6 separate regions of the Homo sapiens genome follow, and regions 2, 3, 4, 5 and 6 are each linked to region 1. Evidence: chromatin loops called from intact Hi-C (ENCODE). Cell type or tissue: heart right ventricle. All regions are shown on one strand. Links, peaks and the distances in the headings refer to the core of each region. The heading gives the core; the rest is flanking DNA.

Evidence for each region. Peaks named below come from ENCODE experiments on the same cell type or tissue, not always from the same donor. Only the 100,000 strongest peaks of a DNase experiment are listed, where the experiment ranks them.
Region 2: a loop joins it to region 1, with 2.6 times the contacts of the local background. A loop is called at or near these places in 11 of 110 quality-filtered maps.
Region 3: it touches region 1 in a loop (3-fold over the local background); 54 of 110 quality-filtered maps call a loop at or near these places.
Region 4: it touches region 1 in a loop (2.7-fold over the local background); 3 of 110 quality-filtered maps call a loop at or near these places.
Region 5: a loop joins it to region 1, with 2.7 times the contacts of the local background. A loop is called at or near these places in 11 of 110 quality-filtered maps.
Region 6: it touches region 1 in a loop (7-fold over the local background); 17 of 110 quality-filtered maps call a loop at or near these places.

Annotation. Positions count from the first base shown.
Region 1 is chr15:99,701,606-99,706,665 of GRCh38, forward strand. It overlaps MEF2A (myocyte enhancer factor 2A), which reads left to right. Exons shown (of 12, transcript NM_001319206.4): 9 at 1,757-1,780. Among named protein-coding and RNA genes, the nearest start is that of LYSMD4, 29 kb to the right of the region's middle. In heart right ventricle, for the core only: CTCF peaks have their summits at 2,251 (motif pointing right), 2,956 (motif pointing left) and 3,157; no DNase peak of the experiment used is centred there; H3K4me3 peaks cover 1,039 bases; H3K27ac peaks cover 4,000 bases.
Region 2 is chr15:99,502,357-99,507,416 of GRCh38, forward strand. LOC105371019 (a long non-coding RNA gene) reads right to left here. Exons shown (of 3, transcript XR_001751710.2): 2 at 1,061-1,169. Among named protein-coding and RNA genes, the nearest start is that of MEF2A, 61 kb to the right of the region's middle. RefSeq lists enhancers at 1-30, 311-560, 2,211-2,340. In heart right ventricle, for the core only: a CTCF peak has its summit at 2,564 (motif pointing left); a DNase peak (open chromatin) is centred at 2,485; H3K27ac peaks cover 2,274 bases.
Region 3 is chr15:99,406,823-99,411,882 of GRCh38, forward strand. All of the region lies in intron 4 of LOC105371017 (a long non-coding RNA gene), which reads left to right. Among named protein-coding and RNA genes, the nearest start is that of LINC02244, 6.9 kb to the left of the region's middle. RefSeq lists an enhancer at 2,622-3,121. In heart right ventricle, for the core only: a CTCF peak has its summit at 2,387; DNase peaks (open chromatin) are centred at 1,689 and 2,419; H3K27ac peaks cover 2,095 bases.
Region 4 is chr15:99,580,051-99,585,110 of GRCh38, forward strand. The region is part of intron 1 of MEF2A (myocyte enhancer factor 2A); the gene reads left to right. Among named protein-coding and RNA genes, the nearest start is that of MEF2A, 17 kb to the left of the region's middle. RefSeq lists an enhancer at 1-78. In heart right ventricle, for the core only: no CTCF peak of the experiment used is centred there; no DNase peak of the experiment used is centred there; H3K27ac peaks cover 2,102 bases.
Region 5 is chr15:99,439,875-99,444,934 of GRCh38, forward strand. No RefSeq gene overlaps it. Among named protein-coding and RNA genes, the nearest start is that of LINC03080, 7.2 kb to the left of the region's middle. In heart right ventricle, for the core only: no CTCF peak of the experiment used is centred there; DNase peaks (open chromatin) are centred at 967, 2,117 and 2,847; H3K27ac peaks cover 3,260 bases.
Region 6 is chr15:99,342,445-99,346,444 of GRCh38, forward strand. All of the region lies in intron 6 of LRRC28 (leucine rich repeat containing 28), which reads left to right. Among named protein-coding and RNA genes, the nearest start is that of LINC02244, 58 kb to the right of the region's middle. In heart right ventricle, for the core only: a CTCF peak has its summit at 1,565; a DNase peak (open chromatin) is centred at 1,553; H3K27ac peaks cover 1,378 bases.

The DNA.
Region 1 (5,060 bases), core at 613-4,612:
ACTGCATTGTATTTCCTTGTGATGTTAACAATGTGGAAAGCTGAGTGAGATGTGAGGGAGCTCTCTTTGTAAATGCTGTCTAAAATTATTTCAGAATAAATAGTTTAAAATATATACATACATACATAACAAAGAAATACACCCCAAAAGGGAGCCAAGAAAAAATGGCATTTAGGATGGTCCCATAGCTCACCTTTCAGGTACTGGATATGCAATACTTGCTACTGTCTTTCAGAAATAAACTCTACAAAATGTCATGTAGGGTACAGAAATGTTTACAAGAATTGTTAGTAAACTGCCAATTTAGAGACAAACTCCATTTAAGCATTTTAGCAATTGCTTAATAAAGTTATGTCTGATTGTTAGGAGAGCATGAAGGATCTCCATGGAAAACTCAAAATGTGTCGTATGAACTATTTACACGCTTATTCCTGTATATTAAAGTGAAAACCATATGTTTTACACATACACAGCTATAATGTTAGACAGTATATTTTGGTGTGTACCTTGTGTTTGGAGATATGTAAAGATATCTATAACAAAACAGTTGAATAGCATCTTGCCCACATTGGAGATAGCAGTTGTAGATCAAGTGATTGTTTTTCAGAGTAAGTAATCGGTCCCACCTACTTTACACACACCATTTACAGAGAAACCTTCTTCCAGATTAGGGCTTCATGTATCAGTGGCACTTACAATGACACTTTTCACAGACTGACAGAGAAGCTTAACTTACTCAAGTAAAACAAGTAAAAACTGATTAGACTGTTTCTAGCATGTTAATATTTTCTAAATGTTATGGAGAAAAGGAGCAAAAATGTTTCTTTTTTTTTTTTTTTTTGGACGGAGTCTCACTCTGTCACCCAGGCTGGAGTGCAGTGGCGTGATCTCAGCTCACTGTAACCTCTGCCGCCCGGGTTCAAGCAATTCTCCTGCCTCAGTCTCCTGAGTAGCTGGGATTATAGGCACCTGCCACCGCACCTGGCTAATTTTTGTAGTTTTAGTAGAGACAAGGTTTCACCATCTTGGCCAGGCTGGTCTTGAACTCCTGACGTGAGCCACCGTGCCCAGCCTTATTTCTTTTCTTTACATGACTTATGAATTCATTTCTCCTTCAGTCTCATTTTCTTCAAATATGTGGTTTTTCTCCATTGAAGTCATTTTATTCACATGAAAATATATTTGCAAATGATAAACATATATAAAACTGGTATTTAAAACTCATGTATTTATTAACAAATGTTTGTGTTCCTGTTGTTTTATAACTGCTAGCTCCTGCGGGAAATAAAACATACAGCAGTTTCTTTCTGCCAAGAAGCAGAATTCAGTAGGAGATAGATAACATGTATCACCAGGTGGGGTAATAGTAGGGTGATTAAGATACAGAGTTACAAGTACAGAGTTGATATTCTCACAGTTCCAAATACAGATCGATAGCATGATGAGGAACCCCTTTTAAATACTGTTGCAGTAGCATGACTATGTATAAGAGGCCAGCATGAGAGCAGACCAAGTTGGGGTAGGAGGGTGTCTTTGAATACTGGCCCTAGAGAATTTAAAATAATTTTTCTAGTCTTTTGAAAACTCAACAAGTAGAGACAAGTAATTTATATTTCTATCTGTTGTGTATATAATCGTCTCTTTAGAGTTCCAGACAGCTGCTAGTGTCCAAATATGTTTTTTCTAAAGAAATATTTTGTTTGTGAGTACCAACAGTCTTAGTAACTCTCTTATCCCTCTTATGTGCTGAGTACAGTCGGAGGAAGAGGAATTGGAGTTGGTGAGTGTGGGTTTCTGCTTGAAGGAAGTTGAAAAAGATGTAGAAAGTACTAATTCTCTTACGTGTTGTTATCTAACCAATGTTCCCTTTGTTACACAAATTTTTTTAAACACTATTCAAACACTTTGAATAAAGCAATCTACTGGTACTACAGACTCTAGTTTTTCTATTTATAATTGTATGTGTTGACCCATTTTATTTGTTGGAGGGAACATTGGAATAGAGCCTTTAAAAACAGTAGCTGTCCATGAGCATAGGATACTTGTTAATTTTTTTTTTAAGGAAAGATACAAAATACCTTATATAGCTCTCCAAATTATTGAAATATTTTTAGAAAATGACTTCACCCTCGAAGTTCCTCAGATTGTAACACACGATGTTGTGTTGTTTCTCTTTCAAAAAGATTACATCATTTTTGGTGAGGTCACCTTTTTCAGCGTTGGAATTATTTCATCCTGCATGATACAGCCTGAACCACAAGGGGGTTCCCTGTTTACTAAAAGGAATGTCTGTAATTGAATGTGTATATAAGTTTACTTTTCTATCAGAAGGCGCTCTTTTCTTAAAAGCAACTATTGCCCTTTTTCCAAAACAAACGTTTTCTGTTGGCTTTTCCTCTAGAAAATAAACTTGACTAAAAGCAGCTTGCAGTTGATCTATTTCTTCTTTAGGAACTAAAACCAAAACCTCACAGGAGTCATCATATAATTTCAAAGTCAGCTGCTAATTAAAGGACTTTAAGGGGAATAAAAACTTGAAAATGTTTCTTAGCATGGACAAAGGTTAAGAGTGCATGAAAGCATGGGGGAGGAAGGCATCCGTTGGTTTTAATATTCCATGTTTATGCATGCTGGTGTGTTTTGCACAGTTTGTTTTCTTTTCAAAGAAGGTTATCTGTTCCCCTTAAAATACGAGATTGTTCTTTATTTAGCTTTGTGATCACTCACAGTTTTGGGTGTAGTTTTGTATTGGCCAACTGAAATATTCTAGTCAGCTGTAAATGTTTTGAATTATATTATGAATATCTTTTGGAGAAACACTTTACTTAATGATACCATAATGATCAGTAAATGAGAGTTTATAATTCAAGCTAAAATAATTCACCTTAGGTTAGACCTCACTGTTCAAGGAGTTGTGAATGCGTCCATGAATTATCTAGCACTATACTGCCCTCTTGTGGTTCTGAAAATCACTCACTCTTGTAGAACTCAGTGCCGTTGAGATGAGGAGCTTAGATGAGTGGAACTAGTGTTTGAAGTCTTCACTGCTTTTGAAGACATGCCAGGAGATTGCATGAAGATGATGCCATGGAGTAGGTAGGGTCCAGGCCAAACTATGTCATACTGTATTCTTTCACCTAGTGATTGGACTTATGAAGTTCCAGACTAAATATTAAAGAAGAAATTAAGTCCAAAGTAGATCTCTATCTCGAAAAGTCATTAAATTTATAAACTTGATGCTGAGACTAAAATATATTCCGAACTGGCATACATTGATTTTCCACATTCCTCAGAGTACATCTGTAATTACAGAACCTCAGAGATAAATATATTAGGTCCTTGAAGACTTTAAAATACATACCTAAAAACTTATAAACAGCCATTTATATTATTTAAAACTTAATCAATTAAAAATGCAGAACTTTATGTGCCAGAACCAAAATATAATCAGAAGCACAGTCCGTTACAACTTAGAAAGTTGTTCAGCTTGCCTTGAGCTCTAAAGTATAATTGTGGATGACTCTGATCCGAAGTGCAGAAGGACAGGTGCCCTGGGGCCTGCACTAAAGACTGTACTGTTAAGACCAGCGACAGATTCCTTTAGAAGCCGAGCAATACTAGAACAACTTGACTTCATGAAAGCTGCAGTAGACTAGGCTATGGATTAGAAGGAATAAAAATATGTATCTTTTTTCCCACCAGTTATATAGAAATTTGGGACAGAGGGTTTCTTAGGACAATAAGGATATTATCTTATATTTGTGTAGTACTTCAGTTATGAAAGCACTTCTGACATAGTAACCTCATTTGATTCTCACAGTAGCTGTGCAAGGCAGCCAGGACAAAGATTGCTATATCTTCTTTATTTGACAATGAAGAAGTTCAGAGAGGTCAAATTATTTTCCCAATGCCTAGGAAATGGTGAATCTGGGACAGAAACTCAGGCAATACATCCACATCCACATGATCTTTCTCACATCTTCTAACCTAGGTTAGAAAGTAGAAATTAAAAAGAAATAAACTGAGATCAGGATCCTCATCGAATGTTTGTAAGTGTCTACATCTAGCCAAAGGCCTTTTTGTCTGATGTACCCTTTTGAAAATTGTGATAGAGAAAATGGAATCACATTCTAACTCTTCATAATCTCAAAGGCACTGAATTATACTTTACTGATTTGGCTCAGACCCCCGAATGTCAGTTATCAGGCTGTAACATAATTTATAAAAAACAAATAGAGTTGTGCTGTGGCTTTCTTATGTGCTAGTGACACAGAGTCTGTTGTGTTCCTCTGATCTTTGATTTTCAAAAACCGTTACCTTAAGCCAGTTTGGCGAGAAACTGCTTCTGTCGTACTCCTACACGTTAAGGACAATGACTGTCTTAGACTAACTGGATTATTTAATAGTTGAATTTTTTTTATCCATTCCCAGCATGGATAGGATGCTACACAGATGCATCCAGTTGGCAAAAAGCATTTAATATTGCTCTTCCACTGCCCTGTCGGCAGTACTTGATTCAAAATTCTCTACTCAAAGCCTCTGCTACAGAAGGCCAGGGGACTATGAAGGGATACATGTCCGAATCTGTTGTTAAAAAATAGGTCAACTGCATGATTGGAGAGAAAGAAATAAGAATACAAGCTGCACCCAATAAGCCATGACTTCAAACCGTGTTAACACGTAAATAATACCGCAAAGAAAAGTAGTTTTGATTCCTATACTCATAGACGTACAATCCCTATATATACAGATGACCTTTGCCATCATCAGGTATTTAAAACCTACACATACTTCATTTAGGGGAGTCTGACAGTATTTGTAGTGGCATCAAGTCCTCATTTTGTGCAACAAATAGAAGTGCTAATGCCTGTAACAGAAGTTCCTATTTTAACGTGGGGTGTCTGACACTAATCAACTATTTTAAAAGAATTAATGTAAAAATAGGACCCTTCAAATTAAATATTTAGTTATTCTCACTAGTATTTTTGAAGTTTTCACATCATCAGTGCTTCAGAAAATGACATTCATATGAAACTGTGAAAAATGTCACTTAAATTGAA
Region 2 (5,060 bases), core at 502-4,501, 200 kb before region 1:
CTCCTGCGGCCACCACTGTCCCTTCCCTCCTGAGTCACCAGCTCTGAGTCTGGTGTTGGCACCTTCACCTGGCTGGGAAGCCCCACTCTTTGAGCCCCAGCTGCAAGGCAGGCTGGAAAAAGGAAGTATCTGACCATCACTTACCTTTCAGAGAGGTGGTTTTGCTCTTCACAAAGACTCAAAAAATAAAAAAAAAAAGAGTGAGAGACGCAATTCTCCACATAAATATCAAGATCATGCTTCAGGTGCTGGGAAACCAAAGCTCATAACAAGGGCCTCCTTTCACACAAGAAACACACTGGGGCTGGCCTGAGAAGGTTCTCTGAGAGCCTCCAAGGTGCTCCACCCAAGGACACAAACCAAGCAGCATGGAGAGGCTGAGGGACACAGAGATTCTGCCTCCAGGAAGAGGAGCAGAGGCCTGACAAAGACCAAGGAGCTGGGAGAGAACTCATGAGAGGGCCGAGAACCACAAGGAAAGCCCCTCCACTGTGGAGGAGCCTGGGGTGAGGCACCAAGGAGGGGAGCCCCTCCCCTGAGGACTGCGTTTATCCAGCTTGAAGATGGGACTGAGCTGAAGGAAAGCCCACCGTGGCTAGAAGTACTTGAGCCGTCAACAGTAAAGCTACTCACTGTGGGCGGCACCAGCCCTCCCTCCCATTGCTAGGAGTGCAACACTGGGATGAAACCAGATTCTGTGGAAAATCGGTCAGGGCCAGGAGGAGAGGGAAGAACTCAACGCTTGGATGTGGATGTCGGAGCCCCCCTCCCATCCATCTGCTTGGGGGGAGGAGGGGTGGGAAGGGCAAGGCCGAATCGGGGTAAAGGCCCCAGGTGGGCAAATAAGGCAGCTCCCCATTGGTCCACATGTTGACCTTTTGTTTGTGGCCTTTTGCCCACAAGGACAGTATTTCCACTTAAAGGTCACCTCCCCCAGGCAGCAATCATTACTGTTTTGCAGCCTGTTGGGAAAGTCAGATGTAAGCCATCAGATAACAAAGAAAAAACACGACAAGAAGAGAAACAAATATTTCAGGGCACTGCTCTTGTCATTCCTCACCCCTGAATGCACCGATCACCCTGGCCAGCAGAGATGGCTCCCGCCTCCTTGTTCAGCTCTTACGGTCACGGGGTTTGCCTTCCTCGCTGATGCCACCAGCATCCTTTGGCTGGAAACAAAACAGCCCCATCAATTCAGATTGTTCTTAGGAGCTTTCAGAGGAGATATTGGTTGCATTTAACACACAGTCGGGGCCAAAATAAAGGCTGGGTAGGTGCCCGGGTTATTCAGCGGGAAATGACATCCTGCTCAGGTACACAAATGTCATGCTCCCCAAGCCCTGACACAGGCAAACCGTCTCACAGCCTTCCTTCCCCAGGACTCCAGATTTTCCAACCGATGGTTCTCTTCTTGCCTTCAGACACAACCTGTCCCGTTTGGGAAGGCCAAGACAGGAGACCACAGTGGCAGGGAGCAAACAGGAAACATGAGAGTGGTATCACTGACCTAATCTTTTCCTTTGCAGAAACAATCTCAATTAAAATGCATCACTTCAGAAACCCTATGAAGGACCCGCTCTGTGAATTCTTTCGAAGGTCATCTTAATAATCCAAACCAGTTGCCCAACCAGGAAAGAATTATTCTCTAACATAATTGAAAACACCCACAGGCAGGTGCTTATTGCTTGTGAAAATGAAGACTCATGCATCATTGGAGCCTTAGTTCCAGAGAAGGTGGGATGTGCACGGATCTGTTCTTTTGACAAAGCAGCATGAGGAAAAAGACTCTGTGGCCATTGCCCCTAAAAATAAAGGTATCCTGCCAAGCTTCTCACTGGCATCCTCAGCTTCCCCTTTCTGAGGCTGAGATGAGGTTTCCTTGGCCTCCTCACCCCCACCACCATAGAGCAGAGAGGCCCAAAGTCTGTTCTCAAAATCACTCACATTCAAATGTGAGTAACTGACATCAGCCAAATTGGGAACCAGAGTCAAATCTGAAACTCAAAGGAAAAAGCTTCCAGATAAACTTCAGAGATCTTCACTGTGGGGAGATGGGGGGGACCAACTAGATGGAGTAGGGGATCTTTATGGCCACTGTTTCTCTGAAGGGACAGAAGGACCAGGCTCACTAGGTCTGGGTGGAAACCCTAGCTCTGAAAGTTCCTTCTTACATGGCTTTGAGATGATTACTCGGGGTGGTTCTGAGCTTACTTATTGCATCATAAAAAGGAGAGACCCATGCGGACTTCTCAGGGCGAGGATGAAGTGGGATGCTATTTGTGAAGGTGTTTGGCCCATCAAGGTGTCCATAGGACTAAAGACCCTACGCAGAAACACTCGTGGCCAGGACCGGGCTCCTCCAGGCTGTGGTCAGAGCGGGCCAGGTTCTAGTGGAAAACTCTGCCTCAGTCAAGGGCTGCTCAGGGGTTGGTGCTCTCAGTAGAAAGCCAGTCTCTGGTACGTGACTGGCACAACCTACAGGGGCTTCCAGAACCCGTCACAGCAGTGTGCCTGGCCTGCAGGGTACCTGAGCATTGCTCTCTTAACCTAGCATTTATTCATCAACCTCCTGGAGCTCCTCCTGGAGGCCTGGCTTCAGAATGAGTCATATTGCCCGACACCACACTCTTTTGTTTAGAATTGATACAGGACATGGGGTTCCTGTGAAATTAGCTTGAAATTAATTTAGCCACAATAGCTTATTGTTAGATTTAATTGTAAATGAAACAATTCACCAGGGACGTTTCACTTTGTAAACAAGCACCTCAGAGTCAGCAGGGAATTTGGGTATTTTTTTTCCTACTCTCTAGTCGCTGCATAGGTTTTTACAAAATTTGTGGCCAAGCATAAAAAGCATTTTGGACACGGCTTTGGAGGGACAGCCCACTGCCATTCGTCACCCTCTTAGGTGCCCTGGCACTGGGTAGGAGCAGTCTGCTTTCACGCAGCCTGCTGGGCACAGGAAGGTGCTCTTTGCTGCAGTCAATACATTGTCCAAAAATCACCCTGACTCCATTCCAGAATCCCCAGTGCTCCTGCAGAAGCATCAGTGCTGCTCATATTAAAGAGTCCAAAAAACAGGGTCTGGGCAGTCCAGGCTATGGTTTCCTTCAGAAGCCCTGAAGCCAGTGTTTCTTAGAACATGATGCCACACCACCGTTGGAACATACAGTTATTATCAACATATAGTTCTCATGTTAATGGTTACATGTTCATTTTAAGATGTATTAAAACAAAAATCATTCCTCAAAACTGTGATTTCATGGCAATACACATAAGTTTACATTAAAAGGCAGGTCAGCCAGGGACAGTGGCTCATGCCTGTAATCCCAGCACTTCGGGAGACTGAAGTAGGCAATTGCTTGAGCCCAGGAATTTGAGATCAGCCTGGTCAACACGGCAAAACCCTGTCTTTACAAAAAATACAAAAATTAGCTGTGCATGGTAGTGCATGCCTCCCAGCTACTTGGGAAGCTGAGGCAGGAGAATCATCTGAGTCTGGGAAGTGGAAACTGCAGTGAACTGTGATTGTGTCACTGCACGCCAGCCTGGGTGACAGAGGACACCCTGTCTCAAAAAGGAAAAAAAAAAAAAAAAAAAAGGTAGGTCAATATGAAGAAGAGTAATTTAAAATTAAAAAAAATTAAAAAGTAAATTATATGCAACTTAAAACCAGGAGATATCATCTTACACCAGTCAGAATGGCTGTAAAAAGACAAAAAAACACAGATGTTGGTGAGGACGCAGAAAAAAGGGAATGTGTATGTACCATTGGTGGAAATGTAAATTAATACAAACACTATCCAAAGGAAAATAAATCATTATATCAAAAAGTGGCCAGGCATGGTAGCTCATGCCTGTAATCCCAGCACTTTGGGAGGCTTAGGCGGGCAGATTGCTTGAGGTCAGGAGTTCAAGGCCAGCCTGGCCAACATGGTGAAACCTCATCTGTACTAAAAATACAAAAATGAGCCGGCTATGGTGGTAGGTGCCAGTAATCCCAGCTACTTGAGAGGCTGAGGCAGGAGAATTGCTTGCACCTGGGAGGTGGAGGTTGCAGTGAGCCGAGATTGCACCACTGCACTCCAGTCTGGGCAACAGAGAGGGACTTCATCTCAAAAAAAAAAAAAATTACCTGTATTTGTATGTTCATTGCAGCACTGTATAGAATCAACCTAAGTGTCCATCAACAGATGATTGGATAACGAAAATGTGGCATATATATACAATGGAATACTATTCAGCCATGAAAAAGAAGGAAATCATGTCTTTTGAAATAACATGAATGGAACTGGAGGCCTGTCTTAAATGAAACACTCAGATAAAGAAAGACAAACACCACATGTTCTCACTTATGAGTAGGAGCTAAATCATGTGTACACACAGACGTATGGTATGGAATGATAGACAATGAATATTTGGAAGAGGGGGTTTGGTGTGAAGGGGGTGGATAATGAGAAATTGCCTAATGGATACAGTCTACGTTATTCAGGCAATGGATACTCCAAAAGCCCTGAGTTTACCACTCTGTAATTATCCAGGTATTAGGTTGGTGCAAAAGTAATTGTGGTTAAAAGTAATGAGAAAACCTCAATTACTCTTGCATCAACCTATAACAAAATTACATGTATACCCCATACATTTTACAAATAAATTTTTTTGAAAAATAAAAGCTTAATAATTAAAAAAAGATGACATGTGGCAAAAATCATGACTGAAGTTTTCTAAATAACACCATAAGCCTAGCTTCTTGGAAAGTGGTCATCAGAGAGATCAGGGACATTACCTGAGAGCTTGTTATGATTTTGGAATTTCCAGCCCCGCCCCAGACTTTCTCAGTCAGCATCTGGATTTTAGGCAGGTCCCTAGGGGATTAAGCATGCATTTTAGAGTTTGAGAAGAGTAGCCTAAGAAAACCTGGGGAGCAGCGTCCCGTGGTACTGCTGACATTGCTAGGTACATCAAATACATCTAGCTGAATCCCCTCTGGCACAATTGGGTGAAGTTTTGGCCAGCAGACACAATTATTTTGAATATCTGTGGCCCCTCCTTCACTCTCA
Region 3 (5,060 bases), core at 480-4,479, 290 kb before region 1:
CTTTCCAGAGCCAAAAGTTTGTGGCAAGAATTCTGGTCCTTGCTCTAAAAGCAGTGGCCAGTCTTCCAGGTGCACCCACGTAGCCCCGTCAGGCTTTCTGTGCTCCCTGCCAGCTGCTGCTCTGGAGCTAGGATGTGCCAGGGTTAGCATCTTAAAAATAAAGATTTCTTCCAGCTGAAGATCAAAAATAGACTTGGTGAGAGTTTTTCAGATGAGAAAGAGGAGAAGAGCAGATTCTCTAAAAAACTGGTCCCGATTCTTACCCAAACCCAAGCTAGAGAGCTGTGTGTGCCCATAAACTCAAGTCCCCCTTCTCAGCCTCTCAGAGTCCACCCGTAGCCTGAAATCAGGCCCGTCCCCACCTCGTGCCCATCATGGTGCTGCACATTCCTCTGAGGAAGCTCTCGGTTCATCCAGGTGGACAGTCGGGACCAGAGCGACAAAGAAGCCTGCAAAGCCAGGTGCAGCAGGGCTGGGTGGGCACGGCACGGACCGAGCTTGCTCTTCCCTCCCGTCCCAGCCAGGCACGCTGTCTGCGTGGTCCTGGCCTGGGTCCTTACCAATCAACAGACATGAATGGAAGTCCATCTGACACTGATACCCTGCCCAAATTGGTTGCCATTGCCTCTTTGCTGTGCTGGGACCTTGGGCAACACAAGGGCTGAGGGTGATGAGCTGAAAGCTGCTGCTTCCAGCCTTCGGGCAGGTAGGGCTCAGACAGAGGAGCTGGTGGATTCTGCCTAGGGGCTCCACCAAGACCTTTTGAGGGCTGCTCCCCAACACCTGCCCTGGGCCTCACGTGCCTGAAAGGTTTTATCTGCCTGGGGAACCTGCATGTATTAAGTAACAGCTACTTTACTGTCCCATTTTTCTTGATAATCAAAGCACGTGTATCTTTGCACACAGCCTCAGGTCAGGCTGGAGGGTCTCTGGGTTGTCATAAATCCCACCTAAGGCAGGTGTGCTGGGCCTGCGGCATGGGCACGTGTCTGCCTCCATGGGGTGCTCCCCGGACCCTGCTTCCCATTTGCAGACCTCTCGAGCCCTGGACTCAGATTCAGAAGGGCTGGGCTTTGAGGACCTAGCCCTGCAGCCAGAGAACCACAGAAGCTGCTGTGGCAGCGCTGAGACTTCCTGTAGGCTGATGAGGCTGACTCTGGAGGTGATGGTCCCCAAGTCCTAGTCACTGGCACCACCACATTCTGCTGCCCCTGAAGTCCAGAGCCACCTTTGCCCTGGAGGGGACACAGCTTTGCAGCTAGATGGCATGTGTTTGCCCCCAGCCCTGCCATGCCCCTCATCCTCTCTAAGCCTCATTTCCTGATCTTATAAAGGGAAACGACGAAGAGATTCTCCTCGGATTTTTTTAAGGAATAATGAAATGTGCCTGGTATATGACAAGGCCTCAAAAGGAAAGCTTCTCCCCATTCCCTGCCATCCCCCAAACTCTGCCCACTCCCTCCTGCCCACTCCCTCCCTCTCTTGGGCGTGGCTCAGTATTTATCTTCATTCCCTGGAGCTGAGTTGGTTGGAGGGAGAGGGGTGCTGTAGGAAAGCCCTCCTCCTGTCCCCAGAGAGATAGCATTCCCGAGGGGCTGATTCCAGCCTCCGCTCGCATCACACTCCTGCCAAGCCTGCGGCCTCCTTTTTTCTCCTTATGGCTCAGAGCCCAGTTTTGGAGACATTTGGCTCTGATGCACTTCTAAGTGCTGAGACAAGTTACTTGGATGCCTTTAAACCCAAAACAAGGTCAGACATCAAACCACATCTCGCTGTGCAGCCAGGCTTCCACTCCCAGCTGCCCCAGGGAGGTGGTGGAAAGAATAAACAGTATTAATGGTGGAGCTAATATTGTGCCCACCCAGGCTCCAGGCCCTTCACCAGCTGCAGCCACTCTTGCTGATGGTAGTCTGGGGTCTCTCTGTTTATTTGCTATATGTTTGCACTCGTAAATGTTGCGCATCTTATATAGTATGGTTTTGTGGGCATTGCACGGATAATATTGTTCTTCAACTGTGCTTTCACTAACTTGGCATTGCTGAGATGAGGCCCTGTGGATAAGTTTTGTGCATGGTTCCCCTGAGCTCCTGGCTGCCGCCTGTCCTCCCCAGAAATGGCCAGCATTTGCTGACTCTGAGGCAGTGTCTGGCCAAGGAGTGCCTTTCCTTCCAGAGCACAACACGATCACTTTAATGATAATGTCACTTAAAGATATAAAAAAACAAGGCACATTTGCCTGATTTGAAGCTGAGAGCATATTCCGTATGCTGGTTTAGGGCTGCAGAAAAGTTTTTGGTGCCAGTGACACATACACAGCACTGTTTCCTGATCTGGGTCATGGTGACGGCCGTGGCACCCTGAAAAGCACCTAGCACCTAATACTGGCAAGGGGTAGAGGGAGCTCCAGAGCCAGGGCTGGGCTGGAGATTGCTGCTCTTCCTGCTCCTCCCGTGTCCCCAGCTGCCAGAGGGAAGCTGCTGCCTTCCTGTTTAAACGCATCTTAAATCTGTGCTCATCAAAAGCATCACCCAGGGCCGGGCACGGTGGCTGACGCCTCTAATCCCAGCACTTTGAGGGGCCGAGGCTGGCGAATCACCCAAGGTCAGGAGTTCAAGACCAGCTTGGCCAACATGGTGAAACCCCGTCTTTACTAAAAATACAAAAAAATTAGCCAGGCATGGTGGCGGGCGTCTGTAATCCCAGCTACTCAGGAGGCTGAGGCAGGAGAATTGCTTGAACCCAGGAGGCGGAGGTTGCAGTGAGCTGAAATCGCGCCACTGCACCCCAGCCTGGGTGACACGAGTGAGACTGTGTGTTAAAAAAAAAAAAAAGGCATCACCCAGAACATGGGCCTGATGGGCACCCTGGATGCCACCCCAGCAGCCACCTGGTGAGCGGGGCCCCACTTAATGGGAGCCCTTCTAGAACAGCTCCATGGTAAATGCCCCCACTGCAAGCTGTAGGTTATGGGCAGGGGACCTCGGTGCCTGCCTGGTGCTGTGTGAGAGGCTGCTGTGCCCATCAGGAACAGAGGTGGGCTGGATGTCAGCCTCCACTGCCCATAACACATCCCTTTCTTCACCTGGGGCTGTTTGTCTGAGATGTGAGTCAAACCTACCCTCAGATGGCTTCATAAATATAAAATTGACAGAGTGGCCTGGTGCAGTCACTGCTCACACCTATAATTCCAGCACTTTGGGAGGCTGAGGCGGGTGGATCACTTGAGGGCAGGAGTTTGAGACCAGCCTGGCCAATATGGTGAAACCCCATCTCTACTAGAAAGAAAATACAAAAATTAGCCTGGTGCGGTGGCACATGCCTGTAATCCTAGCTATTTGGGAGGCTGAGGCAAGAGAATTGCTTGAACCTGGGAGGCGGAGGTTGCAGGGAGCTGAGATCGCACCACTGGACTCCAGGATGGGTGACAGAATGAGACTCTGTCTCAAAAAAAAAAATTAAATAAATAAAAAAAACAAATAAAATAAACCAAAGCTATGGTTTCCCAAGGGTCTCTGAAGACCTAGTCAACCTTGGGGAGGTGGCCCACAACAAAGGGGTTCCATCTCCAGCCATCACCACTCTGCATCAGGTAAGGTGCCAAGTGCAGGCCAGCCGGGATGCATCCTAAAGGAAGGATCCATTTTAGGACACAGCCACCAGCCAGCCTAGCTGCCCAGCCCTAAGGCAAAGGCCCATAGAGTTTGATTTTCTGGTGTTTGACTAATGTCCTCTCGTTTTAGAGCTTGGGTTCCTCTGCTGTTGTCCACCAGCTCCCTCCCCTCTCCCCAGGCCTGCCCCAAGCATCCCTGGGCCAGGGCTGAGCCTGACTGGCCAAGCAGCATCCCACTGTCTTGGGCACTGTGATTGGTGGAGGAATCCAGGCTTGAGCCAGTCAGCACAGGCATTACCCTGGGCCCCAGAGTTGTAGCTCCAGTGGCTTGGAGGTGGGCGTGTGACCTAGTTTGAGACAGCGAGATGTGAAAATGGTTCCTTGCTCTTCAGAGTGAGCCAAGGAAAGAAACACCTCCCTTGTCTCTGGACATCTGGGCGGGTTTGAGGCCTGGGACAGCTGCCACCATTTTGCCACCATGAAGGAAGCCAGACTGAGGATGAAGCTGACACAGTTAATTCGGGGAGACAGAGAATCACTGAGAAATGGGGCCACAGCCCCTGGATGGAGCCAGTCGTGAAGCCCACCCTGAGCCTCGGCATGGAATTTATGTGAGAACAAACTTCCCTGTGGTTTGGCATCTTAGTGTAGGTGGTTTTCTTTGAGCTTAGGTGAGAAAGGGCTGAGGGTCTCTTCAAGGAAACCTCCCTGCAGACTCCCTTTCTGGCAAACACACCTACTCTGAGACTAGTCCAGTGTACCTCGAGGATCAGTATTGCACATTGATGTCACAGGGTGAGTTGCCTGGATTAACAGGCATGTCAAAGGCACCTGCAGCCTTGGCTCTGCCTGTCCTGGATCTCTTTCCAAGTGACCCCCCAAAGACCCTAAGTCGAAGGAGTACAGGCAATGGGCTTTGAGACCAGAGAAGAAGACAGCAAAACCACAGGCATACCTCCAAGGCCAGGATGCCACTCTCTGGTGAGATCAGCTCCCTCATTACAAAGAGAGAGCCTGGATTCACCGCTCCACAATCCCAATGGCTGTGCTTCTCCTTAGAGAGGCCGGAGGGCTCAGAGGTTCAGAGCACTGGGGTACCCAGCTCTGCTGCTTGTTTTCTGACCGAAGGCGTCTGTGCTTCAGTTTCCTCATCTGTAAAATGGGAGTAGTTTCGCCGTCCTAGCGTTGCTGTTAGGATCAGATGAGCTAATTATTCATAAGAAACTTAGGACAATGCTAAACAAAAGCAAGCACACAGTCTAACAGCAGTTATTAGTAGTAGTATAATTCTCATTAGCAATCATTAGTAGCAGTATTCTCATTAGCGATTAGTATTAGCATTATTATTTTCATTCTTGGTAGGAGAGTCAGTTGAGTTAGTTTCTGGCTTTCTTTTTTTCTTTTTCTTTTTTTGAGACAGAGTCTCACTCTGTCGCCAGGCTAGAGTGCA
Region 4 (5,060 bases), core at 655-4,654, 120 kb before region 1:
TTCTCCACTATTTTCAGATTTTAGGGTGGGTTTAATATTTCTGATGATCTTTCCAGATGATCCTTAGGTCCCATTGCTAGCCTCTTGCCACAAAGCTTTGGGGTTTCGGATGGATGAGAGTTTGGGGGATCAGTCAAAGAGTTGGGGTGAATGACAGTTTGAGGGATCAATGGCTGGGATTTGGTGACTTCCCCCGCCCCCCTCACAGTTTTGCATTGTCAACATTCTTTGTCTTCAGGCTGTGCTGTGTGGTTTGGAATAGAATTTCCTTTTCCTTTCTTGTTTTTTCACATGGTTTAGGGATAGTATTTGAGTGCATAGATACACTTGCACCACTGTGGCAAGTCTTTACTTTGAGAGGGGTGAGGAAAACCCATTGACTTATCCTGCCCGTGCTAATAAAGCTTTTAGTTATGAAAAGACATAGGCAGTCAACTTCCACTGGTAAGCTAGAGTCTCCGGAAGGTATTGTGGAGGAGGAGAAATAAACTACATTTAAATGCCCTTACTTCATTCTGATAACTTGCAAATACTGGTTCTGGGTTATTGCAAGTCTTACTGCTTTTTCTGAAAAGCAAGGTTATTCAGAGGTTTGTGTCTATAATATAAATAGGAAATGGCTTGGTTTTATTATATGAAGGAGTTATAGGCCTGTATTTGACCAAGGGCCTCCTTTGGTACTTTTTATTCCAATGTCAATCTAACATAAGATGTTTTCTGAAAAGGTAACTTCTAAACTTGTGAATTGGTTTGGTAGATGTTAGCTTTTTGAAAATTAAACTTCATTACCTCTTTATATATTTATTCTACTTTTGGTTTTCTTGGTTTTATTTTATGGTTTTGACAGTTGTTCCTTTCTTCCAATAAATGGTAGGTATGATGTTATTCCTTGACTCTACACTTGTTATTGTGTTTAGTAAGATGGCACTAAATCTGTTAGGTAGCTTAATTAGTTCTCTTTTATGCCTTTTATCTATTTTTTTAACATGAGAGATTTAACATAAAGTTGGAATTGTGTAGAAGTTCTTTATGCTTGGTTTTCCTCTATAAATTAGTTGCTTAAAATATTTATTACTTGTGAACATTTCTTTCCTTAGAGTTAGTAAGTAGTCTGTCAGTATTTTCTGTTGGAGTAAGAAATAGACTTAACTTCATTAGTCATTATACATTTCTTTTTGTAAAAATATCAACCAGAATTAAAGGGCATATTGGCTTTTAACATCAGAATTCCATCATAATATAAATTAAAATCTTTTGCTATTAATGACACAGCTTTGGAGTTATCCACATGGCTTTCAAATGTTTAGAGGCAGTCGGTCTCTATGCCCATGTGTCTGTCATTGGGACTTCATTTATGAGCTTTCTTTTTTTTTTTTCATAGTTTCCACAAGTCTTAATGACTTCTCAGACTCATTATACCTTCATTTCCTCATTTGAGTGATCATTTGCCAAAACTCTTTCTTTTTATTGACCTCCCGTGTTTTTCTTTCAACTGGTGAATATGGATCATCCCCATACAATGGCCTAGGTTCTGCTTCCCCCAAACCCTTCCTCTTTTGGACTCTGTCCCTTATCTGTTTCTCACTGTTTTAGTGATTATTTCTATATTGTTGATTCTGAAATGGAAACATATATAAGATATAGCTCTTTGCTTCTAGGAGGTAATGGTTTAGGCAGGGTAAAATCCCATTAATTACTAAGTGATGTGTAAATCTTACACATGATAATGGATTAGGGAGTTCAGGAGAGGAAGAGTTTGGAGGTGTTCAGGGAATGCTTCACGGAAGGATTGACATTTGAACTGGATATCAAGTTTTATTGTCAGAGTTGTGGAAAAAATACACCACATAGAACAGTTTGAGCAAAAGAGCCAAAACAGAAAAAGAAGAGCTGCTTGTTGGACACAGTTTGGCTAGATTGGAGGGTTTTTCAGAAAAAGAGATGGTAAAGTGGGAAAGAGAGCTCGAGACCAGTTTTTAATGCCGCTGGAATGTTCAACAGTTTAAATTTTGTTCTTCAGGTAAAAGAAAAAAAAGAGCCATTGACAGTTTGTAATCGTGGAAGTGACCAAAGCCTTCTTTAATATGCCCATATAAGATAATGAAGATAATGTATATGTCCTTTCTTATTATTAACATTAATAATGATTAATAAAGCTTGGTGCCTTAAAGAATAATGCTGAAGATACTTTTTTAGAAAGCATAGTGATAGGCTCATTCTTTGATTGTTTGAAGGGAATTGGTAGGAATACACAGCTTTCGAGTGGAAGATGGGGGTAAAGATTGTCCTTTCGTCATTCTTCCTTGTATCCCGCTTTCTTCTTGATTTCCTTTCCCAGGCCAGACTGTGCTGTCCTTGAAAACTGGATTCCTTCTCATTAGTAGTTTTTCTCTTTTAAAATCCGATAGTATTTTTTCTGCCTTACTGTATTTTTCATATTTGACCTTATACTAAGGTAATAGATGTATACACACTGCATTGAAGGCTTTTCTGCTTGTCTTATTTCTTCTTGTATTCTCTTGATGTAGCATCTCAGTGAAAATGTGGTATGTAAATGAATCCTTTACATTGCTGTCTTACAAATGACTCAGGATTTTACGCTTTGCAAAGTCGCTATTCATCTAGCATTTGGACTGAGCTGAGCTTTCGACATATGGCTTTAAAGTCATCTCTGTAGCTCTGCTGGTCTAGATAAGTAGTTGTCAGCCTTTTTCTTCTGTGAGATACAGTAGGTAAAATTTTGACATGCATGATGCACTCCCTTGACTTTTATAGCAGAGAGGTCTAGTATTACAGTAATTTATAATTGCCACAACTATCCTGGGATATGTTGTAGATAGAACAGTTACTAGGTAATGTGCAATTCTTAGGGCAGTAGCTATAAATCACCCCAGTTCTCTTCCACGGAAGAAGGGATATCATAGTGTAAGCAAAGGGGATGTTATGAGGATAGTCTGAAATAAACTCATTTTTCTTTTAAGATTCAAACTAATACTTTAGGAGTGTCACGTTACTTGTAAGAGAACTCCCAAGTTGTTATGTTCATCTGTCAAGTTAGCTTTAAGACCTTTTGGAATTTTTATTTTCCGTTAGTTCAGGTGCTTTTTGTTCGTTTTAAATAGATAGAACCCTATTTCGATATAGATTAGATTGGTAGTTGGTATTATACTGCTGGATTCTATTTCATTTCTCTGAGCTTTAGAGTTTGCATTCCTCAAATGTCCTCTGAGGCTTCTTCCAGTTCAGAACTTTAGGAAGTTGGTGAATATCATGAATAGAGCATCCAAACTTTTTCTACATTCTGGTTAAAAGCCTTATTAATATGGAAACCTGTTTGATAGACTTCGACACTTTACTAGATTGTTTAACCAAAGTCATGCATATTTGGCCATTATGTGAAGTACAAAAGATTACATTTTAAAGTGTTCCTATTTTTAAAGTTTGTGTTTGTGTGTGCTTCTTGTTACAGGTGTTTGGGTGGTTGAGGACTGTAAAAGTGATGGATTCCAGTCACCATATGCCTGAGAAGGAATACTGGGAATATTAGCTTGTACCATGATACTGAAGAGTAGGGCAAATAGAAACTTAGCATTTGGGAAGTCACATCCTCAATCTGAAGAATTAAAATTCTAATGAATTTGTAATTGATAATATGTATTAATAAATATTAGCCTTAATATTTATTACAGGCTAATATTAAGTTTAATGTGGAAACTTTCAGTATGGTTACTGATTATAGATTTGAGGTGGTAGTAGTGATAACTTATTTGGGAAAATACAATAGGTACAGTCATGAGTCACTTAATGACAGGGATATGTTCTGAGAAATGCATCATTAGCCAATTTTGTTACTTTGTGAACATCATAGAGTGCACAGTATTTACACAAACTTAGATGGCACAGTCTACTACACACCTAGGCTATATTTGGTATAGCCTATTGCTCCTAGTCTACAAACCTTTACAGCATGTTACTCTGCTGAATAGTGTAGGCATTTGTAACATAGTAGTGCGTATTCGTGTATCTAAACATATCTAAACGTGGAAAGGGTACAGTAAAAATATGGTATAAAAGATAAAAAATGGTAGACTTAATATAGCACAGCTCCATTATAATCTTATGTGACCACCGTCATTTATGTGGTTCATTACTGACTGAAATGTTGCTATGCAATGACTGGGGAATGTCAGCCAATATGTGGATCACTATGGAGAAGATGTTAGATACCCCAAGGCAGTGATACAGAAAATCTGAAGACACTCTTAGGTTTTTTATTGTAAGAACAGAAGCTAGAAATGAACACATAGATTCATGTGAAAACTTGTGTACAAATGCTCATAGCAGCATTAGTCATAATAGGTAAAAAGTTGAAATCACCCAAATGACCATCAGTTGATGAAAGAATACATAATAGGTTGTATTTCCACACAAGGGAATATTATTCAGCAATAAAAAGGAATGAAGTGTAGATATGTGCTGCAACAGGGATGAATCTTGAAAACATGTTAAGTGAAAGAAGCCAGCCACAAAAGACCACATATTGTGTAATTCCATTTGTATGAAATTTCTGGAATAGGCAAATGTATAGAGACAGAAAGTAGGTGTCCCACTGCCTGAGACTGAGCCATAGGGGGCTGGGGTAGGCATAGGGAATGGGGAGTGAGTCCTAATTAGTACTGGGGTTCTTTTAAAGGGTGATGAAAATGTTATGGAATTAGATAGTGGTGAGGGTTGCACATACCTGAGGGTATCAAAACATTCAAGTGTATGCTTTAAATGGGTGAATTGTATGTAAATTATATCTCAATAAAGCTACTTTCTTTTTTATTTTTTCAGAAAAGAACGGAAGCTGTTTGAACAGATGTTTTGGGCCTTTGGGTAGTTGAGTGGATGTAGATGGAGGTGGAAGGGCATGGGGGGGATAATGGGTATTTCTTGGCATTACTGTGTTATCACATTGTCACACAAATGCTACCTTCTCCATCCACTAGCTAAGAATGTAATAAGTTGTGTTTTAGTGGAGATTGTATAAAAACCTATCTTTTTAACCTACCTAGCAC
Region 5 (5,060 bases), core at 563-4,562, 260 kb before region 1:
TTTTTTTTCTTTTTTTTTTTGCCTAAGCCCGCTTGCACTGGGTTTTCCATCCCTCACAGGGTCTGTGGATGCATCTTTGTATCTTGCTCTTGCTCTGAATTTCCCCGTCTTTCCTGCCAAGCCACCACATACCCTTGATTCAAAAGGCTCCTTTCAGACCTGAGAGGGTGGAAGGGTGCACAGCTTTCTCCTCAAACTTTGCCACTTGGGGTGGCTGAGCATGGAGACAGGAGTGAAGGGCTTCTCCATAGAGCTGCGGCTGGAGAATCTCATCCTGCACAGCCTTTTAGCAGCGGGGGGACTGAGCGGACTGCAGTCCCCATATCACCCGGGGACCACGGAGATCATCTGGAAAGATGGACTAGCCAAGAGTTACTCAGCACTCTGGATCTGCGGTCAGACTCCCCAGGTGCGACTCTTGGCTCCTCCGCTCAAGACCTGGGTGACCTTAGGCAAGGGACTTAACCTCCCTACTCCTCTTCCTGTCCAGTAAGGTGGACAGGTCAAGGTGGTCCCGACTTCTAGACTTGGTTGTTCCTCCATTTCTCTGCTTTCTTGTGATCCAATTTGGAAGCAGGCCCACAACGAACATGGTGGGGAGGCATCTGTTCCAGGCAGGTGGCATTTTACCTTGGGGCTTCACACTCCCCAGTGGGTGAGTTAGTGGTTTAGATGCCACTAGTGGTGGTCACACTGATAGGTCATGGAGACTGACGCCAACCTGGGTTCCAGCAAGGGGTTCGAATGTCTTAATGACATTCCAAAGCTCTTCCAAAGCTGAAAGACTGAAAATGAACCTGACACTGTGAGACCCACAGGGCAGGGCAGGGAACATGCCCAGTGAAGCCCGAACCCCTTCATCTGGGTGGTGACCAGCCTGAGCACTTGAGTGTGAGTCAGGCTCAGGCAGCCGCGGCGGCAACTCACAGCCTTCGGCAACCCCTGCCACCCACCACACCTTCCTGGTGTAAGCAGGAGGCCTTGGTCTCAGGGAGAATCTCATCTACCACCTACTGGGTGGATAACTATAAAGCGACTAGGCAATTTGCTTAAGCCCGCTGGGTCTCAGGTGTTTCATGTATAACATGAGAACATTGGAATCATGGTTTCTAAGGATGCTTGGCTTCATGCCAGGTGGGACGACAGCGACTCCAGCAGAACAACGGTCTGCAGTGTCACTGTAGCGGGGTGGGGGGGCTCACCCAGTACATCCCCACCCGGAACCTGTGTGGAGGCTTCCTCCTCTACAGCAACGCCATGCAATATATGGGACATACTTTACAAACAATCATTGTTTATCTGATATTCGGTTTTAACTGAGTGTCTTCCACTTTATCTGTCAACCCTACCCCCTGACTCCATGCTCCACTTTGCTCTCCCACCCAAAGCCTCCCAGCCTCCCTGAAGTCTGGCTCACCTTGCGGCCTGCCCCAGCTCCGATGCCCCTCCTCAGTTGGGGGAAGAGGATGTTCCGTCTCCTGTCTATACTAAGTACAAACTACGTTTATCTCCAGCTTCTTTTTTGATTTGCAAAAGGCTATCTTGGATTTTGTTGTTGTTAAGCACAGTGCCTGTTTTTTGCTTTTTTTTCATTCCCACAATCACTTTCCTTCTCCTGAAAGCAATGTGGGTGTGAGGACTTTGGGAAAGGAAGAGCTCAAGGATGGATCCTTCGAGACGCTGTCTCTAAGCGCAGGGAGCCGAGGAGGCTGCCACTACTGGGGCAGAGGGTGGGGAACGGAATCCCTCTGGGAACTCAAGGGTGTGGACGAGGTTTAACTGTTCTAAGGGCATCTTGTTTGGAGCCCAGCTGTATGCATTGATGAGGCCCATTTAAATATTTTAAATAATTAGTAAATTCCTTTTTGCAATAGGAAATGCTTGTATTTTTTTTTTAACTCAAATGGCACAAAATGGCATTGAGTGAAGCCTCATTCTTTCCCATCCCCAAGCTTTTTCTCTACTCCCTGAAGACCAACTTGACGACAGAGGCAAATTGTGCACTCTGGGACATATTCGTCCCTTTTGGTTGGGTGTGTTTTGGGCACAGGCAGTAGCTGTGCAATGTGCACGGTTCGGCATCCTGCTTCCCCCTCACTCTCCTATGCTGGAGAGCATTGTAAACCCACCCCATCTGCAGTTGCCTTTAGGTGGGTCACCACATGCAGTGGGGGATGTAGTCTCAGCACCTGTGCTGGGGCTCAGAGAAAGGACCTGGCACCAGACATCCATGAAACACTTGGATAGCCCCTGGGAATGCCACCCTCCTCCTGGAACAGTTGGTCCAGATTGCTGATTAATGTTTACCAGAACAATTTAAAACTCAACTTTGCATTCAAAAGAGAGCCCAATGCTATACCAGAGGCAAAGCTTTGTGATCGCATCTGAGCTTTGTTGACGTGCTTAGAGCTGTTTGTACACACTTTTAATTGGTATATATACACCGACTTTTGTTTTGCTCCCTTTAATGCCACTGCTCATAAACACTTCCCTGTACTAACATAAGATCATATCTTTTTGATTTGCAATGGAAAAACTGTGTCACTATTTTTTCCACCACTCAAGCATCTATGGACTTGATCTTTTTGCCAGAGTTCTCTGGCTGGCGTTTGAATACAAAAAAGAATGTGAGCTATGTCATCTGAAAACTGCTGATTAACTCTTAAAATTTCTCAGCTCTCATTTGCTCCACATGTAAAGATTAAAAGCAATAATAGTCATGTGATTGCCTTCTTCTGCTTCAGAACACTCCACCCCCACCCCATCTTCTCCACACATGCCATTCCTTGCAGGCTTCTGGCAGTGGAAAGGATTAGTCAACTATGTCAAAGGCCAGGAGCCAAACATCACGCCCCGCGCTAGCCAGGAAAACCCTCCCCTCCCAAGCCGTGCCCTCTCCCTGCCAGCCCCAACACCCCAGGCACCTGGTACAAAATCATTGAGCCGAGAGTGGGTGCTTCGGTGGCTAACTCTCCCCTTCGCAGCATTCACGGAAATACTCACGGGACCACGCTGGAAAAGAGCATACGGGGTTTCCCCTTGAAGGGTGATGAGGCTGAGTCTCCTTAAAGACAGGATTGCCATTGCAAATGTTACGGCAAAGATGAATTTTGAGCTCGGTGCAGACATAGGTAACCAAAGACGTGATATCACCACATGTACTGGTGTTGGAGAGCAGTCACCCAATCAGAAAACATGACAATGGATGGGCTGGTGCTGGACCCTGGAGCCCACTTCAGGGTGGGGTGAAGCTGTTAACCTTCGAGATGCTGGGTCCCCTGGGGGCTCTGGAGAAAGGCTAGGTCAGCCAACCATGGGGGCACAGCAGTGGGTACTGGGCCATAGTCTGGAAAGATGGCAGGGTCCTCATAACCAGCGCAGCCATCACTGGGAGTACTGGCTAAACACTAGCGCCTGGAGTGAGGGAAGTGCGGGGCTCCCGTGGGTGGCTCCACCTTCTTTCCATGCACCTGCCCTGAGGCTGCCCTCAGCAATCCTTATATCCTGCAGAGAGACCTAATTCCACAACAGGTTAGTATAAAAGGGGTAGAGTACTGTTTGGGGAGCCAGGAGAGACGTGGTCCAGCACAGGGCAGGAGCATAGCAATTCCTCAGGAGCTGTGCCCATTTTTTTCTGTTTGTTTGTTTTGTTTTGTCTTTTCCTGAAACGGAGTCTCACTATGTTGCCCAGGCTGGAGTGCAGTGGTGCGATCTCAGCTCACTGCAATCTCCGCCTCCTGGGTTCAAATGATTCTCCTGCCTCAGCCTCCTGAGTAGCTGGGATTACAGGCACCCACCACCATGCCTGGCTAATTTTTATTTTTTGTATTTTTAATAGAGATGGGGTTTTGCCATGTTGGTCAAGCTGGTCTCGAACTACTGACCTCAGGTGATCCACCCGGCTCGGTCTCCCAAAGTGCTGGGATTGCAGGTGTGAGCCACTGCGCCCAGCCAGGAGCCGTGCCCGCTCTTTCCCAAACAGCTGCCCAGCCTACCCCTCCTCTCCTCCACGCGGCCTCTCAAGACCTTGCTGGAGGTCCTGGGCAGCTCAGCTCTGACACACGTGACTGTTTCGGTCATGGTTCACACTGGGCAGTCTGAATGTGAAATTAGGGTGATTGACAATCACGCCAGGTGCCACCCTAGCAAACCACGAACTTCTGTCTCCCTCGCTCTGACTTATAAACCCTCCTTGGCACAAGAAAAGCCAGTGGTTTGCTAAATAGAGAGCCATTATTCCCTCCAAGCATTCTCCTTGGAGACAAGAACAAGTTTCTCCCTATGGGTCAATTCAGCTGCAGAGAAAATACTTTCTAGTCTTCCATGTATATAGTCAGAAGGAAGAAAGGAAATAGGCACATAAATAAATGCACATTTTGTGGGCAGTCTTTTTGTGCCAGGAAATAACATGTTCAATGTTATTTAACTTAAGCCACACAGGTCTGTAAGAAAGGTGGGGTTTCCCCCTGCCGTTTTTGTTTTTTTTTGTTTTTTTTTTTTGAGACAGAGTCTCACTCTGTCATCCAGGCTGGAGTACAGTGGCTCTGTCTTGGCTCACTGCAACCACCACTTCCCAGGTTCAAGTGATTATCCTGCCTCAGCCTCCCAAGTAGCTGGGATTACAGGCACCTGCCACCAGGCCTGGCTAATTTTTGTGTTTTTAGTAGAGACACGGTTTCACCATGTTGGCCAGGCTGGTCTCGAACTGCTGACCTCAAGTGACCCACCTGCCTCGACCTCCCCAAGTGCTGGGATTACAAGCATGAGCTACCATGCCCAGCGGTTTTCCCCGTTTTACGGATGAGGAAATTGAGACTCAGAGAGGTTCCCAACTGGTGGGTGGTAGGGTCAGAATTTTAACCAGCCAGTCAGCTTGTCTGACATTATGTTCCAAACTTTTCAGAGAACAAATCACCCATATCTCTAAAAGGCAAGACACAAGGTATACTCAGAAGGCCATTTACCCTTCAAATGAGGACTCAACTTGAGGCTGGAGACATATGGCCCCTTCCTTCACAGCATTTTTCTGTTTTACTTTGGACCTTTTTGACATTTTTCAT
Region 6 (4,000 bases), core at 1-4,000, 360 kb before region 1:
GGAAGGTTATTGAAGTCTCAGTAAAAGGGTAATATTAGCACCTACTTCATAGCACGATTGTGAGAATAAGATCCATAAAACACATATCACTTACAAATACCACATAAGTATACAGTCAATATGAACTGTTTTACTCTGTAACTAGACTGTAAGGAAGTGTAGGAACTGTGTGTCTTCATGTTTGGACCCCAAGCATTGAGCACAGTGCCCAGCCCATTCCTTGTGATCTTTTTGTTACCTGAACTGTGCAAGAGAAATAGAGATTCTGCAGCATGAATATTTAAACCCACAGCAAAGGAAGCCTGCAGTCATTCAAATTCATTAAAATCTATTTATTTTAATTTAACAGTTGATGATCTACCATGTGTAAAGTTATCTTATTAAATTATAATTCACTGTGAAGTCTTATTTTGTAAAAGGTGAATAGAAAGACAGTGACTTTGTAAGAGAGTTAATGGAGTCTGTGTGTTTGTGTGTATTTAAAGAAGCTAGCACTTAAAAATTTATTACTCTGAGAAAGTGGTTGAAGGGTTCTCTTTGTAAAAAGCATCATGTAGGTAATTTAAATTCATTTTAAGAATTATTTTGGAATACACTGTAAATTATTCTGAATTTATTACTAAGAAGCCCACATTTTATAGTATTTAAAGCATTGTAATTATGACTAATAATATCTCTGATTTATTGAACTATGATAATTGGTTTAACATTGATAGAGCATTCCAAATAATTTATTTTGATTGATTGCTTTGATGTTGTTGTTTCTTTTGCCCCATCATTTTGTTGATGAGAATATACCATTCACCTTTTGATAAAATAAATGAATTTCATACTGGTCAGCATGAAGTAAACACAGATCCTGTTCTGTCCTCTCCTGTGCTGTCATTCCATGCTTGCTTTTACAGTATGGTTAAAAGGGCAGTAGCCTGAATACACAGGAGCTTTTTGTTCCATTTTCAGCCATGTGGACTGTGTATGCCAGAGCCTTGAGGTTATAAGCAAACAAACAAACAGAATTGGAGCTTGTGCAGGACTCCTAGATTTTGCTAATTTCTAAGTCAGAAACTTTGATCTGTGAGTTTGGAAGAAAAAAAGGAAATATTTTGGACACAATACAGTACTTTAAAAAGCCACATGAAAAAGTTCTTTGTGGCTGTAGCATCTGTACGACGGACAGCTTCCTTGCGTTATAGATTTTACATACTGAGCAATTTTGCACAGGAACTTTAAAAATATTATTGCGTGATGTATCTATTGTAAGGTATCGGTGCATTAATAGTAATTAAAGGAAGAAAACAAACCGCCCCAGTGGTTAGTACACGAGTGATCTCTTCCAAAGTTAATTATTGAGTGAAGGGTTTTTTATCTTAAGAATATAAGAAACATCTCAAAGCCTTTTCATGAAGTACACGTTCGTATTTCAGCCTCATAATGATTACGAATGCCATTCCATTGTGCTTGGGGGTTTTTGCCAGCCGACTGCCTTCTGGCCAGGTTCACGCTCTCAAGAGGCCATCACAGCATCGCCTTTACAGCCTGTGACCTTGCCCGGCGCTGCGGTGTCCTGGCCTCCCCACCAGGCTGTGCTGTGCCAACTAAAACAGCAGAGCTGCCTGGTTCTCTTCATCATCCTGCTGGTTCTCTTCATCATCCCACACTGTTTTGTGATCTCCTCTTTGTATTCAGAAGCAAGAGGTAAAAGACTAAGATGTATCGAGTACCAATTATTTTGCCAGGAATAAAGCTGGGCACTATATACGTTGTTTAATCTTCATAACAGGTCTGTGAGAAAGGTACTCTTATCCCCTTGTTGCACTGGAGGAAGCAGGCTCAGAACATTTCATTTCCCTTCATGTCAGGAAGCAGTTAGTAAGTGAGGAAGCAGGATTCAGACTCAGTTCTGACTCCATCACCCACTGCATTGTCTAATTTCAGTACTGCCACTCCCCACTCTATATCAGATTGTGTATTTGGAAAGTTTAAGTGTCTGTATTACATACTCATGTCCATGAGGCATTATGCTGGCTAATGTATAATACATCTGAACAGAGCAGATACTGATTTTCTTTCAGCTTTAACATAAAATAGTCTATTTCATGGTGGGCATATATAAAAAACTACCTTCCTCAGAATAGCCAGGAGGTGCAAACTGAATTATGTGGAATATTGAAAAGCTAAGACAAGATCTGAACCTAATAGCATTTTTAAATTATCAACTCATTTTTTCCTATAAAATTAACATAGGGAAAGAAGACTAAACTATGTAAGAAGTAGCAAGTGTCAGCTCTTATTTAACTGTATTGTATGATCTTTGCATGTCACCTCATTTAATTTGCATAAGCTCTTTTTGCAGTATAGAGAAAAGAGGTGCTTCCTCTGTCATGTCCCATTTTGTGCCCTTGGTTTGAGGGGATGAATCATTGTCTCTAGAGGCCGCTGCCTCCAACTCTTCTCTGTGCAATTAAAGTATAGAAAAGTGTTACTACCATTTGCTGCATGCCAAAGAGAATTCTCTCTTAACTGGCCTTCTTCTACTGTAGGCCGTACTTCCAAATATGTCACTTACTAATAATGAGAACAGTAACTGCCATATATTGGAGAAGGTTATGTGCCAAGAATGCTATTTGATAATTTGTAAACCTTGTTAGCAATTCTCACTAAACCTGAGGACAGCTTTATTTTCCCCATTATACAGATGAGGAAACTAAGCCGCACATTTAGTAAATAGAACAAGGATTCAAACCCCAGTTGTCGGACTCCAAGACTGTGCTCCTGCTCTCTTAACTAGTATGCCACACCCCTTACCATTGCATATACCCAGGTAAAGAGTATTTTCTGCTTTCTGTGAGCCCCCTAGGGGCTCTGAAAGACAAATCTGAGACCAGAGATCATTTGCATTTTATCAACGCAGTTTTATTTTGAAAAAATATTCCAAAGTGTTCTATGTACCTTTGAAGTCTTCTATTTGTGGCTATAGGACTTGTTGAGCACCTTTTCATCTACCTGTTGGCCTTTCATATATGTTCTTTGGAAAAATGTCTGTTTAGATGCTTTGCCCATATTTCAATCGATTGTTTTTCTTCTATTGAGTTGTAAGAGTTCTTTATGTATACCAGAGAAGTAGTGAAGAAATTTAAAATAGGAAATCTTAGTGCCTTGTTGAGGCCTTTTTTATGCAAGTGGATTCTGGTATTTATAGTTTTCCCATCTATATTTTATAAATGTATTGCCTTTTATACCAATAGATATGTCCATGCATGTTTACTTAAGTTAACAGTATGCAATATTTTGGTAATTCTCTAGGCTGATGCTTAAAAAACATATTGTATGGTGATTTAAATATCACAATTTTTTTAAACATTCAGTGACCTTGCAACCGATAAGATTGAGGGACCAGGTACTGTTACACCATTTAACATATGAGCAAACAGAAGCTCTGCTCACATGCCTTGTAAGTGAATAGTCAGACACATGAGTCCTCTTATCCCCACAGTGTGCAAATTATTCTCTTCAGTGACTTACTTCTAGGTTAACGCCTCTCTTTTTATTTTTTTTTTAGCAGGGTCTCGCTCTGTTGCCCAGGCTGGAGTGCAGTGGTGTAGTCATGGCTCACTGCAGCCTTGAAGTACTGGGCTCAAGTGATCCTCCTGCCTCAGCTTCCTGAGTAGGTGGGACTCTAGACATGGGCCACAATGCCCAGCTAATAGTCATTTGTTCATTCATTCATTCATTCATTCATTCATTTGTTTTGAGACAGGGTCTTGCTCTGTCACCCAGGCTAGCGTGCAGTGGTGCAGTTGTGGCTCAGTACAGCCTGGAACTCCTGGGCTCAAGTGATCTTTCTGCCTCAGCCTCCTGAGCAGCTGGAACTATAGGCATGTGCCACCACTCCCAGCTAATTGTTTTGTAGAGACAGTATCTTGCTGTTTCCCAAGCTGATCTTAAACTTCTGGCCTTAAGTGACTCTTGTTTACTTTTGTTTTATGATAAATTACATTTT